2 separate regions of the Homo sapiens genome follow, and region 1 is linked to region 2. A link is a loop called in an ENCODE intact Hi-C map of the cell type or tissue named here. Cell type or tissue: dorsolateral prefrontal cortex. All regions are shown on one strand. Each heading gives the region's core, and the rest is flanking DNA. Links, peaks and the distances in the headings are about the cores only. Region 1 overlaps NTM (neurotrimin). Region 2 has its middle 92 kb from the start of NTM.

The links. Hi-C counts contacts between places; a loop is a spot of excess contacts. Peaks named below come from ENCODE experiments on the same cell type or tissue, not always from the same donor. Only the 100,000 strongest peaks of a DNase experiment are listed, where the experiment ranks them.
Region 1: a loop joins it to region 2, with 2.3 times the contacts of the local background. A loop is called at or near these places in 2 of 110 quality-filtered maps.

The regions. Positions count from the first base shown.
Region 1 is chr11:131,486,834-131,489,748 of GRCh38, reverse strand. The region is part of intron 1 of NTM (neurotrimin); the gene reads right to left. Among named protein-coding and RNA genes, the nearest start is that of NTM-AS2, 53 kb to the left of the region's middle. In dorsolateral prefrontal cortex, for the core only: no CTCF peak of the experiment used is centred there; a DNase peak (open chromatin) is centred at 1,378; H3K27ac peaks cover 2,500 bases.
Region 2 is chr11:131,276,922-131,279,836 of GRCh38, reverse strand. No RefSeq gene overlaps it. Among named protein-coding and RNA genes, the nearest start is that of NTM, 92 kb to the left of the region's middle. In dorsolateral prefrontal cortex, for the core only: no CTCF peak of the experiment used is centred there; DNase peaks (open chromatin) are centred at 785 and 1,196; H3K27ac peaks cover 2,500 bases.

The DNA of each region.
Region 1 (2,915 bases), core at 92-2,591, 210 kb before region 2:
TTAGTAATGTATGTTGAGGCATTGCAAAGGAGAGAGGAGCCAAAGAATTGGCCAATTTTCAAGAAAAAATGAAGAAAACGTAAGGGCCCCCAGCATAGTTTTCCAGGTGGCAAAGATTCACAAAATATGGGCCTTCGGGTAAAGATCAAATCAAAGCTGTGGCTGAAGGATACCTTCTTAAGAATTCTAGAAGATTCAAGGCAATGTTTCCTAGACCTTCCAAGTCAGACAAAAGAAGTCCTGGAAATCATAGCGATGTTGCTTTACACACGCAAAGTAGCGAGAGGTTAGTTGCTGAAAGAATTATGCTAGGGCATGGAGCACAGAGTGAACCCTTGGTGAGGTCAATGAATGGCACATAATATTTTAAAGAGAATTATCATGATGGGAGAACTACCGGGTTGAATAAAGGGATAAGGAAGTTCAAAGTGAAAAGAGGCATTTGAGTCACAAGCTTTCTACGGGGAAAAAAGCAAGCTGAGAAAGTTATTCAGCTGCAAACATGGGCCATTTCTTATGAAAAAGGAAGAATGAATCTGAGGGCATAGCAAAGAGGCCAGAAGGTGGAATCAACCAAAAGTTGAAAATGACAGTTAAAGAAAAAGGGAGAAGAGATAATGTTTGGAACCAAGGGGAGAGCTGGAGCCACGGAGGAAGGTCCACCTGCTGGATCTCTGGCTTGAATCAAGAACCCTCACAGAGGCAGAGCTTGATGCTAATCACAGAAAATTCTTTGCTCCCAGGAAGGCTTAATGCACAGTGAATGAATGCCTTCCTGGATTTTAGAATTGTTATGGGCCAGTAACTGTGATGTGCTTCCTGTTCTTTGCCTTTTTAAATTCCAGTGTTTATTGCAAATATCCTGCGCTTGTATTAGCATTATATCACCATCATATGCTGGATATAGTGGGATTTACCTTGTATTTTCAGCTCACAGTTCTTTAGCCCAAGAAGTGCCACAGTCACATCTCAGCCCAATACAGATTATTGGATTTTGGTTTGATGTAATAATGGGATGAAAATTCTGGATGTGTGAGGGGGAATATATTTTCCACATAAGAAGGGCATGAATTGCTATAGTGAGAAGGCAGACTGTGGTGGACTGGCCAAAAAAAGGCCTCCAAGAATTCCTCCCACCCTGTATGCACATGCTGCACTTGCCATCGTGAAGTGGAAACTATATCCCTTTTTCTTGAATCTGGGCTGGGCTGCAAGTTTCTCTGACCAATAAAATGAGGCAGAGGCAATGCTGTGTCAGGCAGTGACATAGGTCTTTTGAGGCCTGACGGCTTTTGCCCTTCTGGAAGCCAGCCACCATAAAAAAAAGTTCAGGCTAGGAAATAAAATGACACAAGATCATGTGCAGAGATCAGGGTTCTGTGCCAGAGAACTGAAAAGCCTAGAGTGTGAGTGGGGCTGGCTTGTATGTTTCAGACCCAGCTGAGCTCCGAGCTGAATGCAGCTGTGTGAGTGACTCCAGCTGACACCACGAAAAAGCAGAAAGACCACCCGGCCAACCTACAGAAACATAAGAAATCATAAGTCATTCTTGTTTGAACCCCCCAAGTTTTGGGGTGGAGTATTTTGAAGCAATACATAATGGGAAAAGCCCCTGAAGCCTGAGTTTTCTTGGATTCATGGTGATTCCCCCTGTAGGTATAGAGTCTGGGTAGGAAGGCAGTGGCTCTTTTACCCACAGCCCTGTGAAGAAGGACCAGGCACTGGTGCTATGTGTTGACTGCTTTCCAAACTCTTCCCCACTACCAGCTCTGGTCTGTGCCAGGAAATGTAGACCCCACCAACTCTATCACCTTCTCCCTCACTGGCTATTTCTAGTTGAACTTGGCAAATGCCTGAACAAAGAAAGTGGTCCTCTTCCCCATTCCGTCCCTTCTCCAGAGCTGCACCTGTCAGTGTTTAAGCCTTCCAAGCTAGAGATCCGGCAGGCGGACCTTCCTCCATGGCTCCAGCCTTCCCCTCAGCTCCAAAACATTATCCCTTCCCCCTTTTTCTTTAAGCCTAGGGGTAGCAAGAGCTTTCTTGTTTACAAACCACTGAGTGTCTCCACATTCCTTTTAGGTGTTCTTTACCCTATCTGTAACCTCTGTAAACTGTCTCCTCAATACCATATCTTCACTTGAATAAAATAAAATTCTGTTTTCTATTGTTACCCTGGCTAATATACTCACCTATCCTTGTCTCCAAATTCTAAATCCTAACCCATAGAAAGAAAGAATGATAACAGAACAGGAAGTCATGGCTACTGGATTTCAATTGGGGGTTTATAATTTACTAGCTTGGTAACCTTTAACCAATCAATTAGCTTATCTGAGTCATAATTTCCTTCATTGAAACTGGAAATAATAATAATCTGCAGGGTTATGTTTGGGGCATCCAGTATTCATTAAGCCCTGGGTCCTGAATATGGAACTTATTCAGTACTATGTTTGTATACATCAGGGGGCTGAGTTAGAGGCCTTTATATTCTCCAGAGTTCAGCAAGAATCAAAACACGAGGCTATAACAAGAGTTTAAGATAAACATATGCTTTGAATGGAGAAGAGACTGACCACCTTTCTGGCAGGCTTCCAGGGGCCCAGGGATGGCAGCATAGGCATCAGAAGAGGATGTCTGACAGGCCCTCCTGGTGGTGGAGCCAGGATCAGACAGCAGCAGGAACACTGTTTTTTTTGCTGGGGTTTCAAATTGGTGAGCAAGTGGGTGCGTGGTGCTACTGAATGAAGAACTGGTGGCATTACAAAGAGTAAATAGGATAATGTGTTATCAAAAGATATTCTCTTTGTAATCAGAGGGCCACTCTGGCTCTTTCTGGGCATTATGCATTATTTATGGTCCATCCAGGGCTGGCATCCCGCTATTCGTCTGCTTCCTAAGAGGGATGGCAGGAAAAAGAA
Region 2 (2,915 bases), core at 235-2,734:
AAATTCCAAACTTATAAAACAGATAAATCAGAAAGTAGAGAGTGATTCATCCCATCACAATAGAATTATTCGCTCTTACATCAGGAGTCTTTAAAATAGCCAACTCCCCTAGGGCCTCTAAAATAAAACTCATCTCCAAACTTACTTTACTAATAGATTCTCAGGACTACACCTTGACATAGGGTAAGTTGTGACTGATGATTCTCTCACTGGATTCAACTTGACTGAAGGGGCAGTAAAGAACTAGGTCCTAGGCCTGGCACGGTGGCTCACGCCTGTAATCCCAGCACTTTGGGAGGCTCAGACGGGCGGATCACGAGGTCAAGAGATCGAGACCATCCTGGCTGACAGGGTGAAACCCCGTCTCTACTAAAAATACAAAAATTAGCCAGGCGTGGTGGCGGGCGCCTGTAGTCCCAGCTACTCGGGAGGATGAGGCAGGAGAATGGTGTGAACCTGGGAGGCGGAGCTCGCAGTGAGCCAAGATCGCACTGCTGCACTCCAGCCTGGGCAACAGAGTAAGACTCCATCTCCCAAAAAAAGAAAAAAAGAACTAGGTCCTCCTTGGAAGAGAAGACAAACCAAAGCAGCAATATTATGTCCAGAGAACATTAAAAAAAAAACACACACACACCATTACATGATTTCAAACATATGAACATCTCATCTCACACCCTCTGTGGAACTGAACCTACGTCCCTTCCCAAAGGGGGAGAACCGAGTTCAACCATCAGCCTTCAGTTGGGACATGGTATGTAGGAGGGCGATGCCGGCCTGGTAGACCAGGGGCAGCGCTGGGGTGAGCACCCCGCATCGCCCAGGGCACTAGCCCAAGGGACCAGCCACCACAGAGAACCTATATCTTTCTACCCTGCTCTCTTTCCAACTTTGCCACATGTAATGTCCCTTGCTTGACTGACACAGCCCTTAAAGAGCAGGCACCTCCATTCCCATGTTGTGTGTTCAAGTATGGCAATGCAGGAGGCAGGGAATCCATTAAGGAAAAGAATAGCAGGGCCTTGTCCTCTATCCCGCAGCTGCTTCTCATTGGCGCTGCCCCCCACCCCCCCTGCCCCCCGTTCCATTCCACTGGGGCTGTTGTGAGCCAGCAAGTTACGTAACATCCCATAGAAAGCTCCTATTTAAAACTCTGATAGGTGACAGCCTGTTTGACAAACAGGCTTCAGTCTGTCAAGCCAGCATCTCCAAAGCATCTGCATTTTCCGGGCTGCTGTTTTCTTGCTTATAGTCCATCAGGGCTGCACTGGGCTATTCAGGCCCTTCCCAGGGATGGAAGCCGCTGTGTCTCAGCAAGGGGCTGTCAAATTGTCCCACTTTCCCTGCCTAGTTCATATAGGGGTATCCATATTTATATTGATCTAGGCACATGAATGGCATGCCATGCTAGGCAGCAACTTGGCGGAGATAATCCAAAACACTCTGCACTCACTTGAAATTTAAATTCACCCACAAAATGCATAGGTTTAGCCTGGTCACTGATGTCATTGGTTTCTCCACTATAAGCAGAAATTGCCTCAGTGACTGAATATGTGTGAGTGGTATGTGTGTGTGTGCGCGTGTGTGTATGTATAGTCTGTCTTCACGTTAATTATTTAAAAGTTCTGTCCATTGTCCAGTTTTCCAATTTCCCCCTACAGTTTCCCTATAAATTAAGTGATTATAGCTCTTGTTGTTAACACATCACCTTAGAGCTGTCATCTAGCACACATTCGGATGCAACCCCCCAATCCTGACGGTGGTCAGAACAAAACAGGATGGGGAAGAGGGGAGGCATATTACCATCCAGGACTATTGCAGGGGTTGCTACCTGGCTCCTTCCTGCCCTCCACATTTGTCAGTTACCTTTGGGATGTACTTGCCTCCTCTGGTCCTTGTCATTTTCCCCTAGTGTCTTTTGTTGATATCCACCATTCCAGAATGTTCTGTGAGATCCAGGAGCAAACACTGTGCATCCTCTCTGTTTTAGGCACAGGCTACTCCAGTTCTACCTACTCTCTCATCCCTTAGTGCCTTGCTGCAGGCTCAGGACCTCCCAGTTGCTCTTTTGGCACTGGACCATGCTGCCTGTATGCTGTGAAGCTGCCCCTGGGCCCATCTGTCTAGCACCTCTCTCAATGCAGACTAACCTGCAGCTAAGGCAGCCCCTGCCCAAGTACACCTGCAGCTGGGAAGGAAGGTAGAAGCCTCTCTGTCGTCCTCATATTAAGCTTATCTTCTTGGATATTCCACCCACCCTTGATCCTAGGATGGGATGGAGGGGAGGGGTCCTATTTCCTGATGTCGTAGCTTTGACATTGTCTTCATATTCACTTCCACACCTCTCTGGAAACCATTGCAACTGGAAAGGGTCACCTCTTCTGGTTGTGTGGAACCTAAATTTTTCTCTCTCATGCATTTTCCACCCAGCTGCTGGTGTGGCACATATTTTATGCCCTGAGCCTTTTCTTCTCTCTGAAGCCCAGCACTTGCAAATCAAAAACTTTCAAGACCATTGTTTCTGCTGCACATTAAATTATATATTTAATAACACAGAAATTTATACTTTTCAGTATTTATCTAAACTCCCCCAAGGACAGTGCTTACAGAAAGCTAACGCCTAAATCTTGGCAAGAAGGGTCATAGGCACATGAAAACTGGATCTTCTGGGGTCGGGGGAAGAAGAAAGAGTTTATACCTAAAATTTGTATTTACCACATTCTTATGAAAAACCTGCACTCATTTTCCTTCAGCATAAATAACCCTTGGTTTACATATGCTTAGTTATTTACTACCATTACCCACTGTATTTGTTTGTTCTCACGCTGCTAATGAAGACATACCCAAGACTGGGTAATGTATAAAGGCCCCCTGCACATAAAGGAAAGAGGTTTAATGGACTCAGAGTTCCACATGGC